Linked DNA regions of Homo sapiens: region 2 is linked to region 1. A link is an interaction called in ENCODE POLR2A ChIA-PET data of the cell type or tissue named here. Cell type or tissue: IMR-90. All regions are shown on one strand. Each heading gives the region's core, and the rest is flanking DNA. Links, peaks and the distances in the headings are about the cores only.

Region 1 (8,520 bases), core at 2,590-5,089:
GCCACACTGTCTTCCACAAAGGTTTAGGAACACTTTTACACTGTTGGTGGGGCTTTTTTTTTTTTTTTTGAAACTATACTATAAGAACACTATGTTTGTTTTGCTGGCCACAGTATCTCATTGCATATAGCACAGTACCTGGCACAGAGTCAATGCACAGTAAATATCAATTAAGCTAAATACTTGGACAATTATTTAATCATTATGCTTAGCATCTAATCAGTTACCATGGGCAAAAGTAACAAAATGCTTTATTTGTTGAGTACATACTCTGTCGATAGCAAGTTGTAGGCTCTGAGATAAGAAGATCAAGACATGATCTTTGCCTTCAAGGAACCTCCAATCCTCAGTGGGGTTTAGGGCAGGGACAAGGACAAGGGCATAAAAGGATTAATAATAATGCAGGTGGGCAGGTGTAGACACCTGACTATAGATAGTGTCACCACTTTCTAGGAACTTCACAGCTTCATAAAAGAGTCATCATGGAGGCTTCCATTCTTTGAAGGGCAGAGAATGCTTTCATATATATATATATACTTTTTTTTTTTTTTTTTTTTTTTGAGAGACAGTCTTGTTCTGTTGCCAGGCTGGAGTGCAGTGGCACGATCTCGGCTCACTGCAACCTCTGCCTCCTGGGTTCAGGCGATCTCCTGCCTCAGCCTCCCAAGTAGCTGGGACTACAGGTGCCCGCTACCATGCCCAGCTAATTTTTGTATTTTTAGTAGAGGTGGGATTTCACCATGTTGGCCAGGATGTTCTCAGTCTCTTGACCTCGTGATCCACCCGCCTCGACCTCCCAAAGTGCTGGGATTACAGGCGTGAGCCACCGCGCCCGGCCTCTTCCCTATATATTTAACTGTAACTTCTCTTAAGCATTTTTATTTTTTAATTTTTATTTACTTATTTATTTTTTGAGACAGGGTCTCACTCTGCCTGCCCATGCTGGAGTGCAGCGGTGTGATCTTGGCTCACTGCAACCTGCACCTCCCAGATTCAAGTGATTCTCCCGCCTCAACCACCCAAGAAGCTGCAATTACAGGCACACACCACCACACCAGGCTAAATTTTGTATTTTTAGTAGAGACAGAATTTCACCATGTTGGCCAGGTTGGTCTCAAACTCCTGGGCTGAAGTGATTCTCCCGCCTTGGCCTCCCAAAGTGCTGGGATTACAGGTGTGAGTCACTGTGCCTAGCCTCTTACAGATTTTTAGAAAGAAAGTTTTATATTCTCCTCTTTCTGATCTATCATTTTTTCCAGGAAATTCTTTCAACCTAAATCTTATATAATCAATTTCTGTTCTTAGAGAATAGGAATTGATAGTGAATATTCATCTACAGGCTTTGAGGATCATTATTAAGTTACTTTCCAGTGACTTAATTTTTAATTCACTTAATTATTAAGTCACTCTACAGGCTATACAATTTTATTTTATTATTATTATTATTATTATTATTATTATTTTGAAGATGGGGACAGGGTTTTGCTCTGTTGCCAGGCTGGAATGTAGTGGTGTGATCTCAGCTCACTGCATCCTCCAAGTCCCAGGCTCAAGTGATCCTCCCCCCTCAGCCTCCTACATAGCTGGGACTATAGGCATGCACTACCATGCCAGGCTATACAATTTTACTTTTTAAAAAATTTTCAGCCAGGTGCAGTGGCTCATGCCTGTAATCCTAGCACTTTGGGAGGCTGAGGTGGGCAGATTGCATGAGCTCAGGAGTTTGAGACCAGCCTGCGCAACATAGTGAGACCCCATCTCTACTAAAATACAGAAAATTAGCTGGGCGAGGTAGTGCAGGCCTGTAGTTCCAGCTACGCGGAGGCTGAGGTGGGAGGATCACTAGAACCAGGGAGACAAAGTTGGCAGTGAGCCAGGATTGTGCCACTGCACTCCAGCCTGGACAACAGAGTCTTGCTCTGTCGTCAAAAAAATAAAAATAATAATAATAATTCATTCTGTTTTCTTTTCCTATCTTTCAGTCATAATCATTTCTCTCTTCTACCTTATCTCCAAGATTTCCAGGTTTCTTTTACATTGTGAAGCTGAGATTTGATCATGTTCCTTGTAATAGGATTATTTTTACTATTTCTGCTGACTTTCCTTTTTCTCCTTTTTTTAAAGAAAATAATTTTTATTATAAAATTTTCCTGTAATTGACAGTAGCATATAATTAACTTTGCACAAGTCATATCCCCTCTGCAGCAGATTGAACCACATCTCCTGATATTCATAACCCTCTGCAGTCTTCTCTTGAATCTGGGCTGGCCGTGAGGCCTGCTTTAACCAACAGAACACAGAGGAAGGCTTAAGCCTTAAGAAGACCTAGCAGCTTTCTCGGGGAAGCCAGCTGCCATGTAATATGTCCATCCTAAGACCGCCATGCTGTGAGCAGTTGTCCTCCACATGGCCTCTCCACGAGCCCAACCTAGCCACACGGAGAAGCCATGTGGTGGAGAACAAAGTCCCTGGCCAACAGCCTCAGCCGATCTTCCAACGGACAGCTAGCACCCACTGGCCTGGCTATGAATGAGGCCATCTTGGAAGTAGATTGTCTAGTCATAGTTGCGCCATCCCAGCTGCTGCCATGTGGAGCAGTGACAAGCTCTCCTTGCCAAGCCCTGCACAAATTGAAGAATTGTGAACAAATCATTTCTTTAAGACAGTATTTTTTGGAGTAATTTGTGAAATACCCAGAAATAATTGAAACACTCTCTCTGGGCGAGGCTTTCTTTTTTTCACCTGTAAAGTGAATTAGTTGGACAAGTTAATCTCTACCTCTTATAACCTATTAGAGTGTAGTCTGTGTTGTTCCATTGCTGCTCAACTTCTGCCCACAACCTGATACTGGTCCTGTATCTTCTTATTTGATACTAACTTGTGACTAGGCTTGTTGAAATTTATTGTCTTTTTCTCCCCTTTAGATTAAGTCTCTAACTCGCCAGAATCATTTTAAATCGGTATTTTAGGTGCTGATTTCCATCCTACAGTGTGTTAATACTGCTCCCAGCTTGGTGATGTGTCCACTTTATGAGCTTGCCTTCTCCTCCATCATTTCCTTCAGAAATCTCACAGCTGTGTTCTCACAGCTGGACTGGCAGATTCGCTGTCCTTTTTGGCCCTCAGAAAATCTTATTGGCATAGTTTCTAGGATTCAAAACTCTGAAACTTGCCTTTCCGACCCATTTTGCTGTTTCTGGCTCAAGCATATTCCCAAATTGGTCTCTTTTTCCAAGATATAGCATGCCCATTCCTGTGAATTTCTTGTGAATAACATGTGCTATTAGGAAGTTAATGAGAAAAATACTTTTCTTTTTTGGTGGAGTCTTGGCTCAGAATATTCCTGAAGTAATCATCATCAATTAACTATGCCTCAAGACTTCTGTGATAGGGATGTAAAGCCAATAATTCTTTTTTACATCACGTTGAATTCATGTCTCAGAATATTGCAGCACATCTGTTCTTGAGCTGAATTTATTCCAGAAGGAACATGTTTCCTAATAAATATTGTCCAGTCATTTTTGAAGGACCTTTAAGCTCGGAGAGCATTAAAGTAATTGATTCTCAGCATTTTTCAAACTACTTTCAGGTTTAGCCACTGCTGGCCATCTGTTTATTCAGTTTAGAAGGAGTTCCAAACATAGCCTAGAGTCATCATGAGTAATCTTAACAGGCTCACTGGAGCATATGCCATAACTCCCATCTTCCTAGGATTTCAAAAAATGCTGTTGAAAAGAACTGCATGCCTTTTAGGGCCCACCTCTCCTTTCTTGCAGATGATAGACTATCTAGGAGCTAAACATGTTACCTGACGCAACAACAAAATAGAAGCGTTGATCTATGGGGCAGGCAGACTGTAAGGTTCACGCAACACAAATTCCCATGGTGCAAGGTTACTAGTTCTAGGGCAGAAGGCCACTGTTTTTCCAACTCACCCCTCAACCCACTCCAATTGGAAAAGCACTCATTGTCACAGGCCCCTTAAACATTTGCCTAAACACTTTCTGGGGTAATATGATTTACCCCAGAGATCATGACTCTGTGCTTTCCTACGTAGTGGGTCTTTTTTTGTTTTTTGTTCAGCATCCTTTCTCTTCAGAAGTGTCTTTCCTCTACATCCTGTGATTCTGATGGGCTACAATTCCCAGGCTTCACTTATTTCACTATAGTAACAGCACATGATCCAGGCTTGACCAGTCATGGTAACTTCTTCGTCTGGACACCGGTATTGGTTCAGGTTGGCAATTGATCCAAGCAGGGCCAATCAGAGACTTGGCTGAACTGATAGATGGATGATGGTGGAAGATTCCTCTGCAGAAGATGCTACATTAGAATGCAGCATGCAACCACACATAGTAATTGTCCTAAGCCACATGGAGTCTGCCTTATATTAAGAGAAAACTAGGCTGGGCGCAGTGGCTCATGCCTGTAATCCCAGCACTTTGGGAGGCTGAGGCGGGTGGATCATGAGTTCAGGAGATTGAGACCATCCTGGCTAATACAGTGAAACCCCGTCTCTACTAAAAATACAAAAAATTAGCCGGGCGTGGTGGTGGGCACCTGTAGTCCCAGCTACACGGGAGGCTGAGACAGGAGAATGGCGTGAACCCAGGAGGCGGAGCTTGCTATGAGCTGAGATCGCGCCACTGCAATTCCAGCCTGGGCGACACAGTGAGACTCCGTATCAAAAATAAATAAATAAATAAATAAATAAATAAATAAATAAATAAATAGAAAACTAACACATGGGAGCCGAGTGGAAACAGAGAAGATGAGAAGTGCCAATGTTGGTCTGACCCCTGGATACAGCTATATTTGAACTTCTAAGATATTCATTTACTTTTTTACTTTAGCGCATTTAAGTTGTGTTTGTCTCATTTGCAATCCAAGAGTCATCATTAACAGCAACGTAGTCTTTAAGAAAAATGTATGCAACCTTAAAAATAGCTTCCTTCTTAGAAATGTAAATCACAGTTGTTGAAACTTTAGAACAGGTTTTCATATAATTTGGTAATTTTTTGGAAGGTGAGAATTTTTTAGAGGCGAGAGTGGTTTCCTTAATCCAGGCAGGTGGTGCCTTGTCTGACAAGATTCTCCATCCAAATCTTTCAAAAAAATGTATTGTGACCTACTGGGAAGTTTTAGTTCAGGGAATAGAGTTGTTGCTTCACTCTGTCCCAAAATATTAGGAATACAGGACCCAAGGAAATAACTGAAATGAAGGAACTGTGGCCCATGTATCTCTTTAGGAATGCCTGTTGATTTTAAGATCTACTGACGATATGATGGATGAATCCACTGAGCTTAAGCTATTTTCTGTTGGGTGTGTTGGGAGAAGTGAAAAGGACGCTTTAAGCACAGACAATCAGTAGTTTCATTTTTAGTTTGTCTCTCACTCCAAGCTTTGTAATTAAGCATTTTTATCTTTACAAAGCCCACTGGCATCATCCGCTTTAAGATTTTCTAAGATGTTTCGGAATGTCTCCTTCTTCCTACTTCTTCCCTTTCCTCCTTTTTACTTTAATTTTGTCTTTTCACTTTGATTTTGTCTTTTCACTTTGATAAGTGATTTTCAGTTTAAATTTTATCTGTATTTTATATTTTAAGTTATGTTAAACATATTTTGGAGGTACACCAAATACACACATACATACTAGATAGGGCTGGAGACTTCTGGCAAACTAGGTGGAAATATTGATGAAATTATGCGTTGCATTTGGACTCAACTTTATCCTCTAAAAATCAACAAGCACATTAGAGAACTTAGTAAAATTGATCCTTTTGATAAGTATACTATATTATTATTGAGCAGCTGTGTGTAAGGAATTATGCCAAATATTGAGAATGAGAAGAAGAAAATGATTTGATTCTCTGCCCTTGAGGAATCTATGATGGGAAACAGATTCAATGTCCCAGAAAGGCAGAAGGAATGCTTCTTCTATTAGGCTCACATTACACCTGTCTTGATTATAGCATATATCATAATTATTTCTTTAGGTATTCATGTCTTCCTTTGGAATAAAAACTCTATGTTGAGCCAATTGGCTGTCTTCTTCATTTTTATATTCTCTGTGCCTAATATTGTCCCTGACACAGTAGTTATGTTTTTATTTTTTTGAGATAGGATCTTATTCTGTTGCCCAGGCTGAAGTGCAGTGGTGTGATCTTGGCTCACTGTAGCCTCGACCTCCTTGGCTCAAGAAATCCTCCCACTTCAGCCTCCCGAATAGCTGGGACCACGGGCTTGTGCCACCACACCTGGCTAGTTTTTATATTTTTTATAGAGACAGTGTTTTGTCATATTGCCCAGGCTAGTCTCAAATGCCTGAGCTCGAGTAATCTGCTTGCCTCAGCTTCCCAAAGGGCTGGGATTACAGGCGTGAGCCACTGTGCCCAGCAGTAGTTACTTAATAAAAGCTTGATGTCGATGCAGTTAATGGAATGTGCAACTCAAACTGACTTTAAAAATGAGGAAGTCTGCCAGGCGCAGTGGCTCACGCCTGTAATCCCAGCACTTTGGGAGGCCAAGGCGGGCAGATCACGAGGTCAGGAGTTTGAGACCAGCCTGACCAACATGGTGAAACCCCGTCTCTACTAAAAATGAAAAAATTAACTGGGCATGGTGGCAGGCACCTGTAATCCCAGCTACTCAGGAGGCTGAGACAGGAGAATCTCTTGAACCCGGGAGGCACATGTTACAGTGAGCCGAGATGGCACCACTGCACTCCAGCCTGGGTGACAGAACAAGACTCTGTCTCTAAAAAATAAATAAAATAAGAAGGATGTAGTTTCCAATACTGACCCAGATGCTGCTATAGAGAATAATGGACACAAAAGATCCTCCCAGACAACAGAATTGGGGGTGATCATGTGGGTCAACCAAGGAACTTACTCTCTGCCAGGACAGGGAATCTTTGCAGCTTCTGCTCATTAGGATTTTACAGTTGCTGAGGATGAGTGACAGCTGTATGTTTCCCATTCTTCCCTTGTCTGACCTGGAGTTTTACTTGTGGTTATCCTGTCTTTGTCACAGAAGTGGAGAGTGGATGTTTAGTAGATGAGTCACTTCTCCAAAAGGAACCACATCCAAACTCGATGGAGAGGTCTTGGACTCTGCGAGGTAACTGGGTAGGACTTTGGATTGGTTTCCTTGGGAAGGAGATGAATGTGTTCTTATGTCTCAGAAGGGTATGCATTGATTCTTGGGTGGCCAGAAAGGTGGTCTATAGAACCTGCTAATTGGCCTCTGATATCCGTTCTCTCAATCTCTCTCTCTCTCTCTTTTTTTTTTTTTTAATTTGAGACAGTCTTGCTGTGTTGCCTAGGCTGGAGTGCAGTGGTGTGATCGTGGCTCAGTGCAACCTCTGCCTCCTGGGTTCAAGGGATTCTCATGTCTCAGCCTCCCAACTAACTGGGACTACAGGCATGTGCCACCATGCCCGCCTAATTTTTGTATTTTTAGTAGAGAGGGGGCTCACCATGTTGGCCAGGCTGATCTTGAACTCCTGGCCTCAAGTGATCTGGCCTCAGCCTCCCAAGTGCTGGGATTACAGGTGTGAGCCACTGCGCCTGGCCCCAGCTAATTTTTTAATTTTTGTAGAGGTGGGGTTTTGCCATGTTACCCAGGCTGATCTGGAACTCCTCAAGCAATCCACCCACCTCGGTCTCCTAAAGTTCTGGGATTATGGTGTGAGCCACCATGCCCAGCCAAGTAAACATTTTCTTAGAGCCAGATAGGAAATATTTTGCCATGAAAGTCATAGGGTCTCTGTCCCAGTGACTCAATTCTGACCTTGTAGCTCCAAAGCAGCCATTGACAAGACTTCTACAATGGATGTGGCCGTATTCCAGTAAAATTTTATTTGCCAAAACCGGTGCCTGCTAACTATAGTTTGTTTATCTCTGTATCTCTGCTCTGGTGGAACAATAACATTCATGAACTCTGGTTCTCTGGATGCCCTGGAAAGAGAACTGCCCTACATTCCAGATCACCTACTAACTCAGATGTCTATGTGAAGGAAAAATAAGGCGTTTTGTTTTTGTTTTTTTTTGTTTGTTTTGTTTTTTGTTTTTGACAGGATCTCACACTGTTGTCCAGGCTGGAGTGCAGTGGCAGGATCATAGCCCACCGTAGCCTCAACCTCCCTTGGCTCAGGTGATCCTCCCACCTCAGCTTCCCAAGTAGGTGGGACTACAGGCATATGCCACCATGCCTGGCTGATTTTTTATTTTAAAAATTTTTTGTAGAGACAGTGTATCACCATGTTGCCCAGGCTGGTCTTGAACTCCTGGGCTCAAGCAGTCTTCCTTTCTCAGCCTCCTCAAGTGCTGGGATTACAGGCATGAGCCACTGTGCCCAGCCTGAGAAATAAGTTTTTAACTCTTATGTAAGTCACTGTTATTTTGGATTCTGTTAAGGTGTTCAAACCAATATCGTAATGCAACTGTATCTTCTGGTGAGAAGTATCTAAATATGGATGATCACAGTTCCCTGGGAGTGTTATTACTTTATTTTAGTCA
Region 2 (8,520 bases), core at 3,366-5,865, 63 kb before region 1:
AGTCCACACAGTGCCATTTCTGAGGGTTGAGGCTGGAATGGTCTTGAGCAAGCTGCAGCTGCCCAACATGTTTGCACGTATCCATTGCTAGCATTTATTTAGTCTAGCTGAGAAATGCATAATCCAAACAAGTCTCTGTTCACAACACTTGAAGCATCTGAAAACTAAACAGAACAATGTCAAGTGTTAATAACAAGATGCTAATATTTTTCATATTTTTTCCCAAGAATAATAAAGATTTGTGTCCTCTGCTCCCAATTTCTAGGCTGCTTATCATAATACCATTGGCAGTTCTCCCATTTCCCTTTCTCTAAACTTCCCTAACCTCACATCCACCTTGCTCTGAAAGCACAGACACTTCACTTTCTCTAATGAGGCGCCTTTAGCTTTTGTTTTTAACTTTCTGCCACCATCTAGTGGTGAAAAATGGGTAGTAATCACTTTCCACTGAAATAGCTTAAGATCTATCCTTTTTTACCCAGTAGTCTGAGGGCAGTTTCCAAAACTGCATTCCCTTTTTTTTTTTTTTTTGAGACAGAGTCTTGCTCTGTGGCCCAGGCTGGAGTGCAGTGGTGCGATCTCAGCTCACTGCAACCCCTGCCTCCTGGGCTCACGTGATTGCTGTGCCTCAGCCTCCCGGGTAGCTGGGATTATAGGAGTGCACCACCACATTCAGCTAATCTGTTTTTCGTATTTTTACTAGAGACAAGGTTTCGTCATGTTGCCCAGGCTGGTCTTGAACTCCTGAGCTCGGGTCATCTACCCGCCTTGGCCTCCCAAAGTGCTGGGATTACAGGCGTGAACCACTGTGCCTGGCCCCTTTTCTTAATGACAGGGGTTGGCAAGACCCAAATATATCTCACTAATATTTATAAACATTATGAGCCTTATGTGGAGTTAATAAAACATAATCAAAGATGAAAAGGTGAGTTTTAAGGCAGAAAAACATAGGTTTGAATTGTACCTTTGCCACACACTGTTAAATGTATGATTTTGAGCAAATGTTTTAACTTCTCTAAACCATCTGTAAAAGAGGGAAAATCATACCAACTTCAATTGAGTTGTTGAAGAACTGAGAGATAATATTTATCTGACACATGGTAAATGGTAGTTTTAATTGTATCTATAGTGAACGAATCTTATTACCCTATTTAAATAAATCATATTACCATTAAACTTATTTTTTTCCATTTGGTAAATCAATAATTACCTTTAATTCATGGCTCTATAACATACTCTGAGGCCGAACAGACTTGACAGTTGGCTTTAGGGAAAGAGAAAGACAGAAGAGGAGAATGTGCTTTTGTATTTGAATATTCTCAGAAACATACAAGGAAATAAAGAGAAAAAAAGGAAGAATATGAAGTGGGTGGCAATAAGCTTTTATTACATTCTAGCAGGCCTAAACCTATCTGAAATTATAAGCTTATTTTTTTAAAAAAGCTTATGTGATTTTTGACACAGAACTTGTTCCTTTATCAGTTAAAGTCAGGAACACTTCTGCTGTAAGTTATTTACATGTAATGAACAGAAATCTTATTTAAAAAGCCGTGATCACAAACACTTTTTTCATTGATTTAATACAAATCAAAGACAAATTTCAGGGTTTGGGTGGAGACCTAGTTACGGAACACTAAAAACACCCTATGTATCATGACCAAGGCATTAAATTTTTAGGGCAGTTGAAACTGTGAATTTCAACGGTACCTGCAAGTGCCACCTCCAGGCCTTAAGAAAACTGCAAAAGCAGTTGATTTTTGGTTCCTTCCCACCTCTTTTTGTAAAATCTCATATTCGTTCCTTAATTTTTAGGTATCAGGTACTGACCAGTCCCAAATCTCACATGTTCACATGTTTCTTTCTTTCCTTTTTTTTCCTTTTTTTTTTTTTTTTTTTTTGAGATAGGGTCTTGTTCTGTCACCTAAGCTGGACTGCAGTGGTGCAGTCTCAGCTCACTGCAACCTCCACCTCCCAGGTTCCAGCGATTCTCGCACCTCAGCATCCCCAGTAGCTGAGACCACAGGCATGTGCCATTACGCCTGGCTAATTTTTGTATTTTTGGTACAGACATAGTTTCACCATGTTGCCCAGGCTGGTCTTGAACTCCTGGCCTCAAGTGATCTACCCGCCTAACCCTCCCAAAGTGCTAGGATTACAAGCGTGAGCCACCGTGCCCAGCCCCCATTTCACACGTTTTAAGTGCACATTTTAAATTTACTCCTCTCTCTAAAAATTTCCAGAGGTTTAAAATCTGGTCAAATATGGTACTTTATTAGAACACCTAGGATTTGACAATAGTTGCTAATGGCAGAATTGAGACATCAGTGATTTATATATTCCACTATCCCATATCTTTCTGTACTGAGGCAAGAAACCTTAGAGTCATCCTTGACTCTCTCTCTCTAAATCAATCCTTCAGGAAAAATGATTGACTCTACCTCCAAAATATACTGAGAATCTGACTTACTTAGTGCCTCTACTGCCACCAGCCTGATCCAAGCTACAATCAAGTCTTACCGGGATTACTGCAGTAAGGCTCCCAGATGGTCTCTCCACTTCTGTCCTTACTGCCACCAACAGTCTACTCTCAACACACAGTAGCATGGTCTGCATCTAGACCTAAACAACCACTTTAGGGGATCCTTGCTGTGACCCTCCTCTATTAATGTGTAGTCAGCAAGGCCAAGGGCATGTGGCCACCTGAAGTCTGCACACACCAGCAACTCCCCTTCTAAGGCCACTCGCTGGTACCTGGGACTCAGAGAATTACTTGCCCTAATCATCCCCAAGCTTGCTTCTAGGGCCTATGAGCAACACAGAGCCACTGAAGAAATCTGTAGAGGAGAATGATATGATCAGATCTGTGGGTTACAGAGGGATCTGAATTACAAAGAGCTCTGGAGAAGGGACGAGTGATTAAGAGAGACTAGCAGTCCAGAAATTATAAGGAAATTAAAGCTGCAGGAGTATAGCAGTTTTGAAGAAGGGGGCAGAGGTAGAATTAGTGCTTAACAAACATTAGTTGAGAGAATTTACTCAATTTGGAGGTTAAGGGAAGGATCTAGGGCTCTGTATTACCTTTTATTCAAAATGATAAAATGAATACAGAGAAAATTTAGTTAAACATGTTTCTGGCAAACCATAGAAAATAATTTTTATATTATTTTATTTTTTGAGACAGAGTCTCACTCTGTCGCCCAGGCTGGAGTGCAGGGGTGCTATCTTAGCTCACTGCAACCTCCACCTCCTGGGTTCAAGCGATTCTCCTGCCTTAGCCTCCCGAGTAGCTGGGATTACAGGCACACGTCACCATGTCCAGCTAATTTTTGTATTTTTAGTAGAGACGGGGTTTCACCATGTTGGCCAGGCTAGTCTTGAGCTCCCGACCTCGTGACCTGCCTGCCTTGGCCTCCCAAAGTGCTGGGATTACAGTCATGAGCCACCACGCCAGGCCGAAAATAATTATTAGTTCAACATCCTTGCAGAGGTGAAGAAGGAAATGCCAGCAAAAAAGATCATTTCATTCCAAAATTTTAAAGACGTAGAATGAGTTAACACTTTCAGAAAAGGATCAGTAGGAAAAAGCCTGGTGAGAATACATTTATTCTGAGGTTACCTCTGGGTAATGGGACTGAAAATTACTGTACTTTCTTTATTAATCTATACTTTCAAAATTGTAAAAATAACATGTTTTAAATAAAAACAGCTCAGATAGTGTTAAGTATGTGCTAAATTGTACACTAACCTCTTTACTCCTTTCTCTACTCTGCAAATAAATTCCCTTGAATACAAAAAAAGTACCTGTTTCATTGAAGCTATTGCTAAAAAATCTATTTAGATAATAACAAAGTACTTGACCTTCAAAGGGAAGTGGCATCTATAATTAAACACATCATTCTATTTGATACAAAATTGTGAAAAGGGTGAAATCTTGATTAGATGTCATCTATCTGAGACATCATGGTAGAAGAGAGGGATTACAGTAAAACGGTGAGCGAGCACACACTGGAATCTAAATCCCCGAGTTTAACACTTGACAGGATTTACTATGTGACCATAAATTACGTGCTACATACCTCAGTTTTCTTATCTGTAAAGTAACAGTGGTAATAATACCAATAGGGTTGTTGAGGGAATTAACTTAGAACAACTCCTGACACTTAATAATATGGCCCTGAGTACATCTTAGCTGCCAATAGTAATAAAATAATAATAAATTATTATTATAAATGCTAGTTTCCTTCTAGTTGATCACTTTTAGCCAGGGATTCCTTCTTCTCAGCCAAATGTGTACTAAGCCCAACTAAGGTGCTAACAGATAATCAAGATGTTAGCTAAGAACTAAGGTCTGACCTCTCCCAGGGGAATTTGCATTTTAAAAGGGGGGGGTCTCTCAAAGATAAAATCTTTTTAAAAATAGACGTGAAACCAGAATAGTGGAATGACGGATCACGAGATTAATATTTTAGCTCAGGGGGCCCACTTACCCTGTCTACTTATGAAAGAAATCAGTAAGGGGTAGACGACAGAGGCAAGGGCACCGTGGAAAGCAGGAGCTGCAGAGCCAGGCTGCTGTCCCTAGAGATCTCCAGTAACTCAGACAGTAACTAGGGTATCCCCAAAGGGGTCTCATCACACAAAGATCTAAGAGCTTGGAGGAAAGAAAGGAGGATGGGAGTATTTTCTTGACACTTCCTATATTCCTCTACTGGGTTCAGAGCACCTCTTTTCATTTGCTAATCCACCGCTGTGAAGCTATGCATTCGCTCTGGCGTCAGCAGATTGGATGTATGATTTTTGGCAGTATATTCATTTTAAAGAGGTATTACCTGACAAAACATTTTTATATCCCTCATGCAGATTCTGACAAAATATTACCTGTACCAATATAATAGCACCTTACAAATAGGATGCTTGAAATGAAATCTATAAGGATTAAAACTATCTGTGCTATAATTCTCATGCATTTAAAAAATGTTTCACACTCCAAATTCAAATCAGTAGCTATCAAATGGCTTTTTTTTCTTTTTTTACCAGTGTGACTTGTCAATGAAATGGCTTTTTTTTTTGTTTTTTTTTTTGAGACGGAGTCTTGCTCTGTCAACCAGGCTGGAGTGCAGTGGCGCGATCTAGGCTCACTGCAAGCTCCGCCTCCTGGGTTCACACCATTCTCCTGCCTCAGCCTCCTGAGTAGCTGGGACTACAGGCGCCTGCCACCACACCCAGCTAATTTTTCTGTATTTGTAATAGAGACAGGGTTTCACCATGTTAGCCAGGATGGTCTCGATCTCCTGACCTTGTGATCTGCCCGCCTCGGCCTCCCAAAGTGCTGGGATTATAGGCATGAGTCACCGCGCCCGGCCCAATGAAATGGCTTTTTAAACACCAAGTATACTATTTTCATTTTTAAAGACAGATGTATTTACAAATATTCTAAAAGCTTTTTTGTCATTCTTCAGTGCAAAAAGACAATAAAACATTTAATTTGTTCAAACAAAGCCATTCAAGCTCTTCATACTTTTCACACCTATGACTGAGCATGCATTTTAAAAATTCCCTTTAGCAAATCTCTAAAGTTAAATAACTATATTTGACTTATTGAAAGCTAATTTTATGTAGAATTAGTATATCATTGAAGCACTTATTAAACAAAAAGCTAAAATGATTAGGAGAGAAATAGATGATCTTATAAGGGATTTTTAATCAACCGTTTATATCAAACTCCAAAATCAAATATCACAGGTAATATATTTAACTTGTTACAGTTCGACAGCATAAAACAGCTTATACTCACCACAGTGAGGACTCTCTGAAATTAATTTCTATTAACTCAAATTACAGCCCTTTGTAACCTACAACCCACAGTTTCGCATGTAGTGTAATACCTTCCTGTTGTATTTTTGTAGCTCTTCAAACCTCTTCTGATAATGAACTCATCCTACAGAGGTTCCAGCAGAGGTTTGATCATCAGTTCTAGACAGCTAACTACCCAGACTTTACCCTTAGCCCTAACCTTTCTGAACCAGTCTCAGGCACAACCCAAAGTCAGCTTACCTACGCAACTTACCTTCCCAAATTAGCTTTTTATCGGGTATTTTTCTCTAACAGATACTATATTATCATTCTAGGACCTAGGCTAGAAATCTTAAGGATTTTCTTTACTCCTCCCTTCCATCCATCTTTTTTTTTTTTTTTTTTGAGTGAAGTTTCAGTGTTTTTGCTCAGGCTGGAGTGCAATGGTGTGATCTTGGCTCACTGCAACCTCTGCCTCCTGGGTTCAAGTGATTCTCCTGCCTCAGCCTCCCGAGTAGCTGGGATTACAGGCACATGCCACCACGCAAGGCGAATTTTGTATTTTTAGTACAGATGGGGTTTCACCGTGTTGGCCAGGCTGGTCTCAAACTCCTGACCTCAGGTGATCTGACCACCCTCAGCCTCCCAAAGTGCTGGGATTAGAGGCGTGAGCCACCACACCCTGCTCTCCCTCCCATCTTTTTTACTACTGTATACTTAGGGTTATTGTTCACTAAGTCTCTATTACTTTTCATTTCCACAGCTATCACTCTAATGGATTTTATTATATTGTTCCTAGAGTACAATATTTTGGTAGCCTCCAAACTGGTCTCCCATCATCTGGATTGTCTCCTGCATACTATCCCACCAAATTAACCTTTGAGTTTGCTCTGAGCCTTTAACTCTTTTTTTGATGAAAAAATTATAATTTTAATTTCCTCATTATGAAAGCAAAACATATTCATTACACAAAAATTGGGAGAGGAAAAAAAATTCCCCCTGATCTCACCATACGGAAGTAGCAATTTAAAACATTTGTTTTGGCCAGGCGCAGTGGCTTACGCCTGTAATCCCAACACTTTGGGAGGCCAAGGCGGGCGGATCACGAGGTCAGGAGTTCAAGACCAGCCTGGTCAACATGGTGAAACCCCGTCTCTACTAAAAATACAAAAAATTAGCCGGGCATGGTGGCAGGTGCCTGTAATCCCAGCTGCTTGGGAGGCTGAGGCAGAATTGCTTGCACCTGGGAGACGGAGGTTGCAGTGAGCCGAGATGGCGCCACTACACTCCAGCCTGGGCGACAGAGTGAAACTCTGTTTCAAAAAATAATAATAATAATTAATTCTGGCTGGGCACAGTGGCTCATGCTCAGAATACAAAGTCCTAGCAATTTGGGAGGCCAAAGTGGGCAGACTGCTTGAGCTCAGGAGTTCAAGAGCAGCCTGCGCAACATAGTGAAACAAAATATGCAAAATTTACCTGGCACAGTTGCGTGTGCCTATAAGCCCAGCTACTCGGGGGGCTGAGGTGGGAGGATCACCTAAGCATGGGGAGGTCGAGGCTGCAGCGAGCCATGATGGTGCCACTGTACTGCAGCCTCAGCAAAAGAGCAAGACCCTGTCTCAAAAAAACAAAACAAAAAAAAGTATGCTGATATTCCGTTTCATTTAAAAAATGCTGATTGTGACAAATTTCATAATAGTTTGACAAATATTTCAATAAAAACGTATACATTTGTCAGTCTTGCTTTCAAAATCCTCCACAATCAGATTCTAACCTATCTTTGCCTCATGACCCTTCTACCTGTCATGTGCACGCCAGCCAAAAGTCAGCCCCAGCTAACTTCCAGAACTCATCTTCATCCTCCAAGGTCCAACTCCTTCATAAAATCTTTTTAGTCAAAAATAATATCATCTCCATTTTTTTTTTTTTTTTTTTTTTTGAGACAGGGTCTTGCTCTGTTGCCCGGGCTGGACAGCAGTGGTGTGATCTTGGCTCACTGCAACTTCCGTTGTTGCAGGCCCAAGTGATCCTCCCACTTCAGCCTCCCAAGTAGCTGGGATTACAGGCGTGTGACACCATGCCTGGCTAACTTTCATATTTTTTGTAGAGATGGGGTTTCATCATTTTGCCCAGGCTGGTCTCAAACTCCTGGCCTCAAGTGATCCTCCCACCTTGGCCTTCCAAAATGCTGGGATTATAGGCATGAGACACTATGCCCAGCCTTCTTTAATTTCTTAAAGGACTTTGGATTGTGCTAACATTATGCCAACTTGCCAAATGTGAATCCTTGTGTTATGTGTGCATACATCCTTACTTTGCCACCTAACTGTTGGGTAGGCTCCTTATGGTCAGGAAAAGACTATATCCCAAACATCATCTTTTAACCTAAAAATTCTCTCAGGGCTTTATGAAGATTGTATAGATGTACAGCTATATTTTTTCAGGCTACCAAATTCTTGGAGCAACCAACTAGCATTAACTGCAGGTCATCCTCTTTATGATATTTGAATCAGAGGTTGAAAGTAGGCCAGGCACAGTGGCTTACGCTTGTAATCCCAGCACTTTGGGAGGCCAAGGTGGGCAGATCACCTGAGGAGTTCAAGACCATCCTGGCCAACATGGTGAAAACCCTGTCTCTACTAAAAATACAAAAATTAGCCGGTTGTGGTGGTGGGCACCCATAATCCCAGCTACTCGGGAGGCTGAGGCAGGAGAATCACTTGA

The links. ChIA-PET counts read pairs that join two places held together with the same protein. Peaks named below come from ENCODE experiments on the same cell type or tissue, not always from the same donor. Only the 100,000 strongest peaks of a DNase experiment are listed, where the experiment ranks them.
Region 2: POLR2A ChIA-PET joins it to region 1 with 6 read pairs; 5 of 35 experiments call an interaction of 5 or more read pairs at or near these places.

Annotation. Positions count from the first base shown.
Region 1 is chr12:95,598,237-95,606,756 of GRCh38, forward strand. No RefSeq gene overlaps it. Among named protein-coding and RNA genes, the nearest start is that of USP44, 51 kb to the left of the region's middle. In IMR-90, for the core only: no CTCF peak of the experiment used is centred there; a DNase peak (open chromatin) is centred at 3,645; H3K27ac peaks cover 1,182 bases.
Region 2 is chr12:95,534,163-95,542,682 of GRCh38, forward strand. It overlaps USP44 (ubiquitin specific peptidase 44), which reads right to left. Exons shown (of 6, transcript NM_032147.5): 2 at 1-164. The coding sequence starts at 94. Among named protein-coding and RNA genes, the nearest start is that of USP44, 13 kb to the right of the region's middle. RefSeq lists an enhancer at 8,449-8,520. In IMR-90, for the core only: no CTCF peak of the experiment used is centred there; no DNase peak of the experiment used is centred there.